2 separate regions of the Homo sapiens genome follow, and region 2 is linked to region 1. The links are chromatin loops, found by intact Hi-C in ENCODE. Cell type or tissue: psoas muscle. All regions are shown on one strand. Links, peaks and the distances in the headings refer to the core of each region. The heading gives the core; the rest is flanking DNA.

The links. A loop is a pair of places that touch in the nucleus more often than their neighbours do. Peaks named below come from ENCODE experiments on the same cell type or tissue, not always from the same donor. Only the 100,000 strongest peaks of a DNase experiment are listed, where the experiment ranks them.
Region 2: a loop joins it to region 1, with 2.4 times the contacts of the local background. A loop is called at or near these places in 15 of 110 quality-filtered maps.

Annotation. Positions count from the first base shown.
Region 1 is chr10:23,447,564-23,455,902 of GRCh38, reverse strand. No RefSeq gene overlaps it. Among named protein-coding and RNA genes, the nearest start is that of OTUD1, 13 kb to the right of the region's middle. In psoas muscle, for the core only: no CTCF peak of the experiment used is centred there; no DNase peak of the experiment used is centred there; H3K27ac peaks cover 2,205 bases.
Region 2 is chr10:23,333,565-23,341,903 of GRCh38, reverse strand. The region is part of intron 1 of C10orf67 (chromosome 10 open reading frame 67); the gene reads left to right. Among named protein-coding and RNA genes, the nearest start is that of C10orf67-AS1, 6.2 kb to the left of the region's middle. In psoas muscle, for the core only: no CTCF peak of the experiment used is centred there; no DNase peak of the experiment used is centred there.

The DNA.
Region 1 (8,339 bases), core at 38-8,037:
CCATGCCCAGCTAATTTTTGTATTTTTAGTAGAGATGGGTTTTCACCATGTTAGCCAGGATGGTTTCGATCTCCTGACCTCATGATCCTCCCACCTCAGCCTCCCAAAGTGCTGGGATTACAGGCATGAACCACCGCACCTGGCCCTATAAGCCTAAATTCTAAACACTCCTTTGAGTTACTCATTTCTGGGTATTTCCTTGTGTTACATGTGCAAATACACATGTTGTTACCAGTGGCAAATCCAACAGGTCTACAGCGAACTCAATCCTTGCCTCCTTGGAGGAAAGAATTCAGCCACAGGGCAGAAGTAGTTTCAAGGCAGAGGGAGAAACTGAGGCAAGTTTTAGAACAGGAGTGAGAGTTTATTGTAAACTTTTAGAGCAGGAATTCAAGGAAGTAAATTTCAACTTGGAAGAGGGCCAAGACAGTGACTTGATTGATCCAAGTGCCCCATCCAGCCCTTGACTTGAGATTTTATACACTGGCATTTTCATTTCTCCTCCCCTGATTTTTCCCTTGGGGTGGGCTGTCTGCATATGCAGTGGCCTGCCAGCACTTGGGAAGGGCCACATGCACGGTGTGTTTACTAAAGTTGTGCACATGTTCATTCCAGGTATTTTTCTCTTAGCAGTTAACAGTTGAGCATTCCTAGAGGAAGGTCATATACCAGCTGAACTTTGCCATTTTGCCTCTTAGTGTGCATGTGTGAGCCCACTAATCCAACTTCTGAGATCTTATCTGGAAGCAGCTCATCATCAGCTTCAGGTGTGTTCTGTCTACTGGGAGACTGTCTTCCCTGGCACTGGCTGTGACCAAGTGTTATTTTAGAGAGACAGTTTAACAATGGCCTGACCATCACCTGTGGTCACCTGACACTCCTAGGGCGTGGGGGTGGGTGGCTCTCCTGTCCTGCTCATGTCTGCCTAACTACCTACTCTAACTATGTTAACAAATTTCACTTGGTTTTCCTCTTATTAATCTCTTTTGTTACAAAGACTCAGCCAGGAATCCAGAAGGATGAAAGGAAGAAAGATTTTTCTTCTCTTCTAGTGACAAAATTAAAGCTGAGTTTTTGTCAACCTAAAAGGAAGAGGCTGTGGCACGAGACATAATTTAACGAGTTTTCTTGAGTCAAAATGAGGACAGTTGCCTGGAAAACTCAAAACCAAGTAACCTTGGATATCAGCTCATTGGGCCTTTGTTAGAAACAAGATTTTAAAAGCAAAAAAGGGGAATAGGCCAGGTGCTGTGGCTCATGCCTGTAACCCCAGAACTTTGGGGAGGCTGAGATGAGAGGATCACTTGAGGCCAGAAGTTTGACACCAGCTTAGGCAACATAACAAGAACCTATTTCTACAAAAATAATAAGCACAATCTTAATAATAAAATTACCCAGGCATGGTGGTGCATGCCTGTAGTCACAGATACTTGGGTGGCTGAGACAGAAGGATCATTCAAGCCCAGGAGTTCAAGGCTGCAGTGAGCTATGATCACGCCACTGCACTTCAGCCTGAGTGACAGAGTAAGACCCTGCCTCTTAAACAAAAAAAAAAACAAAAGTGTCCATTCTAAACATGGTTTTTTGTTTTTTTTTTAAATCATTTCAACTTTTATTTTAGATTCAGGCAGTACATGTGCAGGTTTGTTACATGGGTACATTACATGATGCTGCAGTTTGGGTATAAACAATCCCTCATCCAAGTAGTGAGCACAGCACCCAGTATTTAGTTAGTCAACTCTTGCCTCTCCCTCTCCCTCCCCACCAGTGGTCCCCAGTGTCTGCTGTCACCATCTTTATGTCCATGAGTACCCAACATTTAGCCTCCACGTATAAGTGCAAACATGCGGTGTTTGGTTTTCTGTTCTTGCACTAAACATGGTTTTGATATTTTTAGGCCAGTTGAAACTATCAATAAAGGAAAATATAAATAAATGTTCAAAATGGAAACTTGTCAATACTGTTTTCAAAAGTACCTATAATTTTCATATTTTGAAATAAAATCTTGATATTAAATACACCATTGCAAAAATATTGAGATAAAATATTTGCATGAATAAAGAAAAGCAAAACCTATTAATACATAATGATAAAGTACTATGCCAGCGTTAAAATAAAAACTTGAGACAAATTAAATCAACAGAGCTTAACTGAGCAAAGAATGATTCATGAAGGGGGCAGGCCCCAAAATCAGAACATGTTCAGAAAGACTCTGTCATTACAACCAACAAGTAGTCAAACAACATTAATGCACAGAGAAAAGGAAATGAGGTACAGAAACAGCTCCATTGGTTGCAACTCAGTGCAGCCTTATTTGAACCTGGTTTAAACAGTTAACCACCTACGATTGGCTGAAGCTCGGCTGCTCTGATTGGCTGAGACTCAGCTATTTGTTACAAAACCATACTTATAAATTAGGCTTTCGATTTGTTTACATACTGAGTTAGACTGCAGTTTGTTATACAGAACTGGTATGGAGGCCTCTAAAGCCGAAATTTAGTTTGATTTAACACCAGTCTAACAATCAATATTAAAAGTAATCTGAAATTAGAATAACCATAAAACAGAAGCTCAGGATTAACCTGAAGGCAAAGCTATAAACCAGGTTAAAAGCATATAAATTAGTCTTGTAATTCTAAAGATAATAATTATAGAAGTAGCTGACATTTACTGAATGCTAACTCTACGCTTGACATGTATTCATTATAATGTTATCTCTAATACAATCTTTATAATCACCCTCTGAAATGGAGTTTCAATAACTATTTCCATTATTCAAATGATGAAGCTGGGTTAAAGATATTAACTAACTTACCTAAGTTAGATAAGTCCATACTTACCTAACTTACATGTACTCGTACAGTGTATACCTAATACAAGTATGGGCCGGGCACGTTGGCTCATGCCTGTAATCCTAGCATTTGGGGAGGCCGAGGCAGGCAGATCACATGAGGTCAGGAGTTTGAAACCAGCCTGGGCAACATGGTGAAAACCTGGCTCCATTAAAAATACAAAAAAAAAATTAGCTGGGCGTGGTGGCGGATGCCTGTAGTCCCAGCTACTCCGGAAGCTGAGGCAGGTCAATTGCTTGAGCCTGGGTGGGGGAGGTTGCAGTGAGCCAAGATCATACCACTGCACTCCAGCCTGGGCAACAGAGCAAGACTCCATCACAAAAACAAAACAAAATGAAACAAGTATCCTTGTACTAAGTGCTTTAGCCACAATTTGAATCCCAACCAGCTTGACTACAAAGACCTCTCTCATGAGTAAAATAATTTGGGAGCAAGATATGATCATTATAGCCTCCAATTACTAAGCATCTAATACCACATAGCTTGAGAGTTACATAGGGCTTAGCATAGTGCCTACTATCCTCCAGGCAGTCAATATTTGTTGAATGAATATTTACTTCCTACTTCCAAAAAGCATTTCCTTATATTGTTCTTAACTATTCAGCACATTGGTGTGGCTAGCCCAGGGTACCTTCCCATCTAGATAAAATGAGAGTCGCAGTGACCGAGATATTCTTCCTTGGCTCTCTTGGTTCTAGGCTTCATGCAGACCACTCACTGCCCGTTTCTTCTGCCAGTGCATTGCTGCAATAGTATACTGTTTGGATGAGTTACAACTTTCTTCACATTAATTACTCTGATTAACTCCTACGAAGGTTGTGCTTGCAGTATAGCTCCTCTGACTACACTAGGAAGTCCCCTTCTCCTCAACAAGGATGTTAGTGGCCCTTTCTTGGGGTGGGCTATCTTTACCCTTCCCTGCTCTGACCCATTTATGATGATTCTTTAATTTCAGAGGATTGGCCTCATCCTTAAATCCCAACTATAAGCCTTATATGGAGCTTCTAGTCCACTATAATGGGCTGGGCTTTTTTGTTTGTTTGTTTGTTTGTTTTTTCCTTTCCTTTTTCAAGAATTGGGGTGAGGCTTAGTCATTTACTTTTAAAGACTTAGTAAGTTAGTAAAGTAAAATGGGTGAATTAGTAAATATTAGAGAGGAACATCTAATTTTAAGCAGAGCAGATGACATACAATTATTCTAAAAGAAAAACAAGAAGGGCAGCGGAAAAGAAGGAAATTTAAAAATAGAGAAAGAGGAAGAAGACCAGCAAGAGCCTAAAGAAGCGAAATCTGTGAAACCTAAAAAGGAAAAGTTTTTACGTATTGTTCTTTCCGAAGAAAACCAGGGTTTGTGTTAAAGGCCAGACTTTCGAGATGTTTCTGATATACTAAAGAACAAGTAAGAATGGAAAGGAGGCAAGGCGCGGTGGCTCACGCCTGTAATCCCAGCAGTTTTGGGCGCCCAGGCGGGTGGATCACGAGGCAGAAATCAAGAACATCTTGGCCAACATGGTGAAACCCTGTCTCCTCTACTAAAAATACAAAAATTAGCTGGGCATGGTGGCATGTGCCTGTAATCCTAGCTACTTGGGAGGCTGAGGCAGGAGAATCACCTGAACCCAGGAGGCAGAGGTTGCAGTGAGCCAAGATAGCACCATTGCACTCCAGCCTGGGTGACAAGAGTGAAACTCCACCTCAAAAAAAAAAAAAAAAAAAAAAGAAGAATGAAAAGGAATGGCCAGGTGCGGTGGCTCACTCCTGTAATCCCAGCACTTTGGGAGGCCGAGGCGGGTGGATCACCTGAGGTCAGGAGATCGAGACCATCCTGGCTAACACGGTGAAACCTCCTCTCTACTAAAACACAAAAAATCAGCCAGGTGTGGTGGCATGCACCTGTAGTTCTACTTATACGGGAAGCTGAGGCAGGAGAATCGCTTGAACCCAAGAGGCAGAGGTTCAAGCCGAGATCACGTCACTGCACTCCAGCCAGGGCGACAGAGCAAGACTCTGTCTCAAAAAAAAGGAAAGGAAATAGAAAAATAGCAGCCTTATCAAAATATAGAAGGTTCAGCAGCTGTGTACACCTGTTGAGAAGCTGATGGGGACCGGAATCCTAAATTATTGCAACAGTTAATTCTACTTTTGTATCTTTTTATATCTTTGTCATGGGAAACGAGTTAATGTGTATTTTATTCACTTTATTCCCAGATACTTCAATATTATGATATATTTTTCTTCTTAAAGATATTTTACAGCCAGGTGCAGTGGCTCATACCTGCAATCCTAGCACTTCGGGAGGCCAAGGCAGGAGGATTGCTTGAGGCCAGGAGTTCGAGACCACCCTGGGAAACATAGTAAAACCCCATCTCTACAAAAATTAAAAAGAAAAATTTTAAGTAGCCAGATGTAGCCAGGCATAGTGGCAGGCGCCTGTAATCCCAGCTACTTGGGAGACTGAGTCAAGAGAATCACTTGAACCTGGGAGGCAGAGGTTGCAATGAGCCAAGACCTCACCACTGCACTCCAGCCTGGGTGACAGAGCGAGACTCCATCTCAAAAAAAAAGAAAGACAATTAGCCAGATGTGGTGGTATGTGCCTGTAGTCCCAGCTGCTCAGGAGGCTAAGGTGGGAGGAACATTTGAGCTAGGAAGTTCAGGCGGTTGAGCCATGATTGTGCCACTGCACTCCAGCCTGGGTGACATATCGAGATCCTGTTTCTAAAAATATATGCAGATGTTTTATTTTAAACATCTGTGTGTGTGTGTGTATGTGTGTGTGTATTATGTAAACCATTTCTTTTTTGTTTTTTATTTTAGTAATTTTTTTTTTCATTTTTACTTTGCAGGAGCAAGATCTAAACCATTTCTAATAAATGAAGTTAAAGAAGACTGTGATTTTTATGCCAAACTCCATTTTTCCCTCTTCTTGGGAACTGTCTGGATGGTATTTTCCAGTTGGATGTGCTGCACGTGACATGTTCTGGAGAGAGCAGAAGTGACAGACGCCACCTCAGCATGTGCACTCTGCTCCCTCTCATCAGACCAGACATGACTACAGACTGTCATTGTGCAGAAGGTGACAGTCCCTGGGGGGCAGAGCTGCCCTTCTGACTGCACTGCTCCCCTTGGAAGAGTTAAGTGAGAAAGAAAGAAACTTTTTGTTATAGCAGCTTGGCCTAACACAACTGTACTGTCTATGCTTGCAAGGTCACGTTGCCTTCCAAATCAGTAGAGCCATCGCGGCAAATCACACTCTGAGCAGTACTAGCTTCTGCCTACAGTCACGATCAAGAAAATGAACAGGGACCAGGTGGGGTGGCTCACACCTGGAATCCCAACTTTGGAAGGCTGAGTTAGGCAGATCACCCGAGGTCAGGTGTTCGAGACCAGCCTGGCCAACATGATGAAAGCTTATCTCTACTAAAAACACACGCACACACAAACACACACAAACACACGCAAATTAGCCAGGTGTGTTGGCAGACGCTTGTAATCCCAACTACTTGGGAAGTTGAGGCAGAAGAATCGCTTGAACCCAGGAGGCAAAGGTTTCAGTGAGCCGAAATTGCATCACTGCACTCCAGCCTGGGCGACAGAGCAAGACTACATCAAAAAAGAAAAAGAAAACAAGAAAGAAAGAAAGAGAAAGAGAGAGAGAGAAAGAGAAAGGAAGGAAGGAAGGAAGGAAGGAAGGAAGGAAGGAAGGAAGGAAGGAAGGAAGGAACTGGTAATGAAAAATCAGTCAGAGAATGACTTTATATTGACAAGTTTATATTGACAAGTTTAACATACATCTTAAATCTGTCTCTTCTTTGGCCTAGAATTCTGTGTAAGCAGTTACTGAGGTTTCGGTACCTACTGTTTATGGAGACATGAGCATTGTTTAGATTTAGTAAACAGCAAAAGCATTAACTGTTTATTCCCTTTAGGTCTAGTCAGTGCTTTTCAGCAAGATGGCAAAGGTAGCAAAGTAACAGCTAAGAATTTCCTGACTGCAGTTGTCCACTTAACTGTGGCATTTCCTTCTTCTTTCGTTCCTATTACATCACTAGTGTAGCTTGTATTTCACTGTGAGAAACAAAAAGCGTGAATGTTTCCTGTTTGTCATCAGAACTGAAAGCCTTATTTGAATTTATCTTACAAATTGACTGCAGAAGTGTCACATGACACATTGGTATAAATTCCCTTCACAAGTACCTATTTTGCACACCAGCTTTTTGTACCTATAAGCTAAGAAATACAACTACTTTGTCCATCCCTAAAATTATTCAAACAGACAACCTCTAATCTAGGTGGAACATTTGTTTAGACTCAATCATTACTTCAAGCATATATCATTAAGGCTAAATCTCTATACACTGACATTCTACTTGGCATCCTCACTTGCTAAAATAATTCCAGTTTCAAGTATAAAATGTCCTGTGTGTGTAGGTTTTTTCCCCTACTTTAACTGCTTTAAAATATAAAATTCATAGACCCCACAGGAATTAATTCATCCTTTGCTTTTTTCAAATTGTCAAAATCTACTTGTCAGCATATTAATGCAAGGGTATTTACTGACTCTATTAAACACTAATCAATATGAGAAAAAATATTTTACTCTAATGAAAAAGGAAGTTCAGGAGGAAGACTAACTTTCTTACCTATGTAGATGTAATATACACACATTAAAGAAGAATTAGGGAGAGAAAATTCAAAGATAACTGTCATATCTGTACCGGACGCATCTGTGCACACTTTGATTTGGAGTCTGCATGAGGACCTAATATTTGAATTCCCTTGTAATTACCGCAGCTTTGTGGACCAGAAAACTAATAAAAAATGTATAAACAAACTAGGTGTGGTAGCTCACACCTGTCATTCCAGTGACTTGGTAGGCTGAGGTGGGAGGATTGCTTGAGGCCAAGAGTTAAAGACCAGCCTGGGCAACACAGTGAGACCCTGTCTCTATATTTAAACATATATATATCAGCCATGGTGGCTCATGCCTGTAATCCCAGCACTTTGGGAAGTCAAGGTGGGTGGACTGCTTGAGGCCAGGAGTTCAAAACCAGCCAGGACAACATAGTGAGACCCCATCTCTACAAAAGAAAAAAAAAATTAGCCAGATGTGGTGGCCCACACCTGTGGTCCCAGCTACTCCAGAGGCTGAGGTAGGAGAATTGCTTGATCCCAGGAGGTCGAGGCTGCAATGAACTGTGACTGCACCACTGCACTCCATCCTGGGTGACAAAGAGCAAGACCCTATCTCAAAAAGGACATAATTAAAAATTTATAAACAGGCTGGGAACAGTGGCTCATGCCTAATCCCAGCAACTCAGGAGGCCCAGATAGGAAGATTGCTTGAGCCCAGGAATTCAAGACCAGCATGGGCAACATAATGCTAGCTACTCAAGAGGCTGAAGCAGGACGATTGCTTAAGCCCAGGAGTTTACGGCTGCAGTGAGCTATGATCACGCCACCGCACTCCAGCCTGGGTGACAGGTC
Region 2 (8,339 bases), core at 101-8,100, 110 kb after region 1:
CACCATACCCGGCCTGGACTGCAGATTTTAGAAATGGTGATCAGGGAAGGCTTCACTGAGAAAATGACACTGGGGTGAAGACTTGCAGGCTTGAGGGGGGAGCCCTAAGGATCTATCAGGCTAGCAAGTGTTCCAGGCAGAGAGAACACTGGGTAGAAAGATGGTGCCTGGATGTCCTAGGAGCAGCAAGGAGGCCAGTGTGGCTGGAGCAGAGAGGGAGAATAGTGGAGGTGAAGTCAGAGGGAAGGGGGACGGTGCCTGTGGCGAGGGACTTTAGACTACCTTAAGGACTTCAGCTTTTACTTTGAGATGGGAAGCCATGAGGGGATTGGAAAAGAGGAGTGACATGATTTGATTTATCCTTCAATGGGATTACTCTGACGGCTGTTTAGATAATAGACTATAGTGAGGACGAGGGCAGAAACAAGGAAACAGGAGACTATTACAATATTCCTCATGGAAGATGACCATGGGGTAGCAGTGGTTGGAGGTCCGGAGAGACTGTGATGAACAGGTAGAATGGAATTGCCAGTAACCCGGATGGGGAGGATAATGAGATGAACAGGTCTGAAGGGAATATCATAAGCTTACTTCTGGTCATTATATGTCAGCAGTGACTATTAGACATCCATTTAGGCTGTTAAGTAGGTAGTTGATTAGATGAGTCTGAAGTTAAGAAGAGAGGTTCAGCTCGGCTGTATCAGTTTGGAAATAATTAGCACAAAGATGGTGTCTTAAGCTGAGAGCCTTGGTGACATCAGCCAGGAAGTGAGTGTAGTTAGAGAAGTTTATGAGCCATGGGGCACATCAAAGTTCTGTGTTCTTTGAAGAGGAGTAAAAGGAAGCAATATTCTTATTTAGCCCTGAGAAATATGCCACAGTGAAAGTTTAACACACCTAATGTTGTCTTCATTGACTGATTTATTAATAAGCATTTGTAGGATGGACAATTCTAGGATTCAGTGAGAAGAGTCATTGCATTTTATTAATACATATTCATAGGTCTGTTTTCCAAAATAAATTAGGACGTTAATTTTGTATGTAATTTATTTTAAAAAACATAATTATCTTCCCCAAATTCTGTTTTATGCATAACCACCAACTTATTATTCAGAAATAGAATTGCTGAGACTATAAATAAAGACTGTGTAGGAACCACTTAGCTAATTTGTTGTGATGTGGGTTTCCATTCTAGGTAGCAGGGTTGTTAGCTAAAATTAGAGACATTTGGAATTTGAAGGGACACTGAAGAATAAATCTTCCTCATTCAGTTAGATTCTGAATGAGCTGGAACTTTTTGAGTCAGTCACATAAAGAGTTAGGACTGGTGAAATCGGAGAGTCATGGGCTTATCCTCATCAGGGAGTTAGAAGAAGAATCTGCCATTTCCGGCTGCCCCTCTGTCACCCAGGCTGGAGTGCAGTGGTATGGTCACAGCTCACTGCAGCCTCTGACCTCTGAGCTCAAGGGATCCTCTCACTTCAGCCTCCTGACTAGGTGGAGCCGCCGGTGTGTGCCACCAGGCCCAGCTAATTTTTTTTTTTTTTTTTTTTTGTATTTTTGTAGAGACAGGGCTTCACCACGTTGCCCAGGCTGGTCTCAAACTCCTAAGCTCAAGCAGTCTGCCCACCTTAGCCTCCCAAAATGCTGGTGTGAGCCACCACACCCAGCCTGAACCTGATTTTAAAATATCATATTGTATTATTGTAATATTATGGTACCAGAAGGAATACCTGAAAACATAATTTCAAGTTTCTAAATCATATCCTGAAAAAAAATTGGTAAAAACTATTCACACTCCATAAACCACCCATGATAGGTCTTTTGCTTAAAATGGGAAGGAACAGAAGAACATACATGTTCATGCTTAATGAAAAATGTGGCTGAATAGTAAAAAGGAGCCGCTTAGCACTGGGTAGGGTAAAGGATTGCATTTCTAGACTGGAAAAGTGAATCACTGGGATCTGTTAAATGTGCAGCAGTGTAGACTATACAGAAACAGAATTAGTTCCCATGGCTGTTTATATTTACTATATTGATGTAGCACTCAGGGTCCAGACAGGAGGCAGAAACCTCACTGCTAATTTCAACAGGGACTATTTCCTGTTCTCTGTTAAATAGTAAGAAGGATTTTTAACTAGTGAAAGGCAGTAAGGTGGTAAAAGAAGACTCTAGACAATACACTGATAGCAAACACAAAAAGCAGCTATGACCTCCAGGTCTGAGGAAGAGGAAACAGGGCAGAAACTAAGGAGTTAGAAGACCCGCCCTCAAAGGCTGAGATTAGGAATGATACCTCTTTGGAGAAGACATGGTGGGAGAGAAACTTGCCAGAGGGTGTGACAACTGCTGGTCTGCAGGGATGGCTTGCCCAGTGGCTGCGAAACTTGCTGAAAGGTACAGACAGGTCAAAGTTCCTTACCTAGCTGCGAGATCCAAATGTTCGTTCCTGGAAGTCCTGACTTTTAAAAGTTCTGCCTTTTTTTTTTTTTTTTTTTTTTGCTGCCTTTTTTCCATTAATCTTTATTACTGGGCACGGAAACACTAAGAGGCACCCCAAAGAATCCTCTGGGTTCCAGACAGAGTTCTCCTTGACTCCGTTGTTCACCAGCAACCCAATTGCCCCTTGGTATTCAGAATCAATCCACTTCAGCCAGTAGAGTGACTCCCTTTTCTGCCTTTGTTTCAGCAGCATAAGGATCACAAAGTGACCAGTCATCAGTGTCATCTAATTCAATAGAATTTCTGTTATGTTTTCTGCTGGAAACATTCTTCCCTTGTGAACTAAGACTTCCAAACCAGCAGATCCTAAAGTTGCAGAGACAGGAAACTATAATTTTGGGCGTGAGTTATGAGGCATAAGAGTGAGAGGTGCCTCTTCATTCTTGGACCTATGACTGTAGGAGAGATAGCACCATATACTGTTTCAAAGCATATACTGCATCCTGTGAGACAGAACTGCATTCTTTCATGGATTTGCTTCTCCCAAATATTGCTGGCAGTGCAGGTGTGTGCCACCATGCCCAGCTAATTTTATTTTTTTTATTTTTATTTTTTTGTAGAGACAGGGTCTCACTATGTTGCCCAGGCCATTCCTGAACTCCTGGGCTCAAGTGATCTTCCCGCCTCGGCCTCCCAAAGTGCTGGGATTGCAGGCGTGAACCACTGTGCCTGGCCTTAAATGAATCTTCAGTAAGCTATTTAACCTATTAGGCGAGCCACTTCTGGGTGATGGGTTATATGATAAGATCACTGAATTCCATGGGCATGAATCCATTGCTGCCTGTCTTTTGCTGTGAAATGAGTTCCTTGATGGGAAGTGGTGCTGTGAGAATACCGTGATGATGGATAAGATGTTCTGTAAGTTCATGCTCGGTGGTTCTGGCCAGTGCAGTATAGTCAGGGAATGCAAATCCATATCCAAAATAAATGTGTGTTCCGGTGAGGATGATGGAAGAAGTTCAGTGCTATCAACCTGTCGCTAGGTGGCTGGCTATTCCCTGTGGTTCATGCTGCCACGTTGGGAGCTCAGTATTGATCTCTGCTGTTGACTAGTTAGACACTCAGCACCTGTGGTAGCCAGGCCAGCCTTGGTAAGGGGAAAACCACATTGTTGAACTCCTGACACCATGGCCATTTTGTTCGAGGGCCATCAAGCAAGCAGGGGTGGCTGCAAAAGGAAACTGAACGATATCCACAGAGTGTGTCATTTTGCCTAATTATTTAACTACTTTCTCTGTAGGGGATTCCCTTGGGTGGGCATTCAGATGCCGCACAAACACCTTTACAGTCTGTGCCCATTTTCAAAGGCTCATCCACAGAACTCTTCCCAGACATTCTTGACATCCATCTCTCAATCTGTTCCTTCCAAGTTCCTGACCATCTTGTTAACTGTTTAGCAGCTGCCCATAAATTAATGTCAATACATAATTCTGGCCATCCTTCATCCAGAAAAAGTAGACAACCAAATATACTGCTTTCAGTTTATTCAGTGAGAGGATTTTCCTTCATGATTGTGTCATTCAGGGTCACTTCTGAGTGTGGCTGTGAGACTGCAGGTAACTACCAGCTGGTGAGGAACCCATCTGTGAATCAGGCTTGAGGTTTTTTCCCTCAGTCACCTGGTCATAAAGAACTTCTCGGGTTGGGTTCTCAGGGCTTCAACTTTAGTAGGCATGGTTCAATTTTTCCCCTCATTAACCTTGACCTTGTTGAGTTGGTGCCTACCAAAGTTCTCTATTTTAAATTTACCATTCTTTTCTTTGGAATAAATTACTATTTTCTAGGTATTACAATTTACTTTTTTCTAAAACTTATTCTAACCAGCCATAGTCACCAATGATGACTCCTCTCTTTTATTTTTATTTTTTGAGGCAGGATCTCACTCTGTCATCCAAGCTGAAGTGCAGTGACACAATCCAAGCTCATTGCAGCCTTAACCTCCCAGGCTCAGGTGATCTTCCCACCTCAGCCTCCCAAGTACCTGGGACTACAGGTGTTTGCCACCACACCTGGCTAATTTTTGCATTTTTTGTAGAGACAAGGTCTCGCCATGTTGGCCAGGCTGGTCTCGAACTCCTAAGCTCAAGTGACCCACCCACCTCAGCCTCCCAAAGTGCTGAGGTTACAGGTGTGAGCCACTGCACCCAGCCTGATGACTCCTATCTTAATGTCACTTTTATGATGACTGCCATGTGGTAATTCTCTGCTTTTTTTCTATATTTATTAGAGCTTCCCATCCTCATTTATTTGTTCATTCATTCATTCATTCATTCATATCAGTATGGATTGATGGATTCCTATTTTATTCAATGGGTTATAATCTGATGCTTTCATTATTTATTTTGATGCTTAAATTGTCATATATGGCCAGTGGTTGTTTCTTCAATCTAGTTTCTTCATCATTTTTACATTTTCCCATCATCTTTTGAGCATTTCTTCACTTTATGGCAAACAAAATGTTCCAGGCTCATTTTATACTTTTGCTTTCTATAATTTTATATACTTTTATTCCAATCTTGGAATGAACCATTTTTTCAAGGAGACTTCATTGCTTTTAGTGGAGGATGGTTTTTAGAAACCAACATCTAGGGCCAGGTGCGGTGGCTCACACCTGTAATCCCAGCACTTTGGGAGGCCGAGGCAGGTGGATCACTGAGGCCAGGAGTTTGAGACCGGCCTGGCCAACATGGGGAGACTTCATCTCTACTAAAAATACAAAATTAGTCAGGTGTGATGGTCCACACCTGTAATCCCAGCCACTTCGGAGACTGAGGCGTGAGAATCACTTGAACCCAGGAGGCAGAGATTGCAGTGAGCTGAGATCACACCACTGCACTCCAGCCTGGGTGACAAAGCAAGACTCTGTCTCAAAAAATATACTGAAACAAAAAGGAGAAGAAAGAAAAGAAACCAACATCTGAGTGTTAGATGTGCTCATCACTACTGGAGTGCCATTCTTCTAGGCCCTCTCATTGGACAGAACTAGAAACAGATATGTATAAATATATGCACATGTATATGATATATGTTCACATATATATGTGCACACATATATACACCTACAACTATTTATATATCTATTTATCTATATTTATAAAAGTACGCATTCATACCAATTCTTCCCATTCCATTCCATTGTCTCAGAGAACTTTCTAGTCTACTCTTTCCCTATGTTTGTAAATATCTTTCCTAGAACTGAAAAACTTGACTTCTGTCATTTTGAGAACATTTACTTACTCATTCAATGTATCCAGTCTCCCACTATTGTGGTCCTCTCCTCTGTCTGCCACCTCTGTGCTGCTGCCCCTGTTCCCCCAACTGACCCACATTCTTAGCCACCAGGCTTGCTGTTCTTCTATGCCTGACTCCCAGTTTTTTTTATGGCCCCATGTCATTGACCACTATGTTGATTCCTTCACCCTGAGAAGGGAAGAGAATGGAAGGCAAAAGAAGGTAGAAAAGAAAGTGGTTACATATGATTTTGATAGGTACAACTGTGGGGAGACTTAATCCTAGGCTGAGGGTACTGTTAAGGTACAGATGTATTTGGGGGAACATTTAACTAGTAGATATGTGACACATGAGTAAGTTACATGGAGTGTATGTAATGAGAAATGAGGCTCACCACTACCTCAGAATATATCGCATATTTTTATTTACTTGTTTACTGTAATTAGTATATGGAAAGCTGAAAATTTTGTGGGATTAACTGAAGATCTTTATTTTGAATATCAAGGAGTTTTCATGTTAAATGGCCTTTTTTAGTTGATATTGCTCTGCTTTAATAGTTTTTTCCAAATATGATGAAAAAACTATGACATTTCAAAACATCAGAGTGACAGTAGAAACCACCACCACTGCAGTACTAATAATGAGTAACATTTCTTGAGGGCTTACTGTTGTATGAAGGTTCATTCAAAATACTTCTAAGTATTAACACACTAAATTCTCACAGTAAGTCTATGAAGTGGGGACTATTATTTTCCATAAGAGGAAACTAAGGCACAGAAAGGTTTAGTAATTTATCTAATGTCACTTAGCTACAGTATCAGTCAGGATGCTTTCAGCTACAGTTGACAGAAACTGCCAACAATTGCACTTACTCTATGACATTACAGGGAGACTGGAGGTATGACAGGTTTCAGAGCTAATTGAGTCAATGGCTGAGCAAAGTCATCAGTCAAATTTATTTCCATCTTTTTTTTTTTTTTTTTGAGACAGAATCTTGCTCTGTCACCCAGGCTGGAGTGCAGTGGTGCGATCTCGGCTCACTGCAGCCTCTGCCTCCCAGGTTCAAGCTATTCTTGTCCCTCAGCCTCCCGAGTAGCTGGGATTACAGGCACGTGCCACCACACCCAGCTAATTTTGTATTTTTAGTCGAGACGGGGTTTTGCCATATTGGCCAGGCTGATCTCAGACTTCTGACCTCAAGTGCTCCTCCTGCCTTGGCCTCCCGAAGTGCTGAGATTATAGGCATGAGCCACTGCGCCCAACCTATTTCCATCTTTTTTGAAAGCTCATCATCTATGCCCTGGCTGGCCCCCCTTGTAGTCACCTAGTGACTGTGCCAGTTCTTGGCATTACTTCCACCCTTGGCAATGTCCAGAGACAAAGAAGAAACCTCTCCTCTGGTGCCCCCTTTGTAGGAGTCTAAAAACCTTTCTTACTAGCCCCCAACAGACCCTTCCTAATGTCTCCCTCTTCAGACCTGGGTTCTACACCCGTCCCTGGACATCCACTGCCAAGCAGAGTGGGATAACTGTGATGGGCTTAGCCCAGCTTGGAGTTATACTTGGCACTGTGGATATGGTCAACTTCATCTGAGTTCTGTGGGGGACAAATCTGAGGTTTGGCCAGCATGCAAGAAGAGGGGAGTTGCCATGGGGTGCCCCGCATGGGGGTATGCTCTCGTCAGCAGAAGAGGTGGGATAGAAGCACAGACATTCTGCCTTTGGCACCTACACTGAGAAGTCTGATAATTCTACTTGGGCTTTTGTGGTTCTCTTATTTTAGCTGACATTTTAGAAACAGTTGTGGTAAGTTTGATCAAATTGACAGAGTGCATCCAGAAAATTGCCTTCTTAATGCTGTTTGAGATGCCTATCCTTAGAAATCTGTAGAAGGAATTTACAAACACTTGTTCCTGGCCTATTCACATTTTTCAGGAATAATGCTTGAAAATCAAATATAGGAAGGTGGTATGATCATCTTAAAGAAACAATTCTCAAACTTTTTGGTTTCAAGACCTCTCTGTAGTCTTAAAAAATTATTGGCACCCTCAAAGAGATTTAGTTTATGTTGGTCCTATCTATTGATAGTTGCCAGATTGGAAATTTAAAAGAAGAAAATTAAAATATATTGATTCACTTAAAATAAGGATAAATCAGGTATGTGTTAATAGAAATACCATGTTTTATTTATTTTATTTTATTTTTCTGAAACATGTGCTCTTTCTGTTGCCCAGGCTGGAGTGTGGTGGTGCTTTCATAGCTCACTGCAGCCTCAACCTCCTGGACTCAAGCAATCCTCCTGCCTCAGCCTCTATAGTAGCTGGAAATAGCATATTTTAAAGAAAAACTAGCTGTATTGTTCTAAAACAAAAACTTTCATGAGAAGAGTGTCACTGTTTTACATTTTTGCAAAGCTTTTCCATGCCTGGCTTAATGGAAGAGAGCTGAATTCTCATAGCTGCTTCTGTATAATCTGTAGCCTCTGGAAAACTCCACTGAACATTTGTGAGAGAATGACAGTAAAAAGACAAATAAAATCTTAATACTATTATAAAATTAATTTGATCTCACAGATTTTCTAATAGAGTATCCCAGAACCCCAGGGGT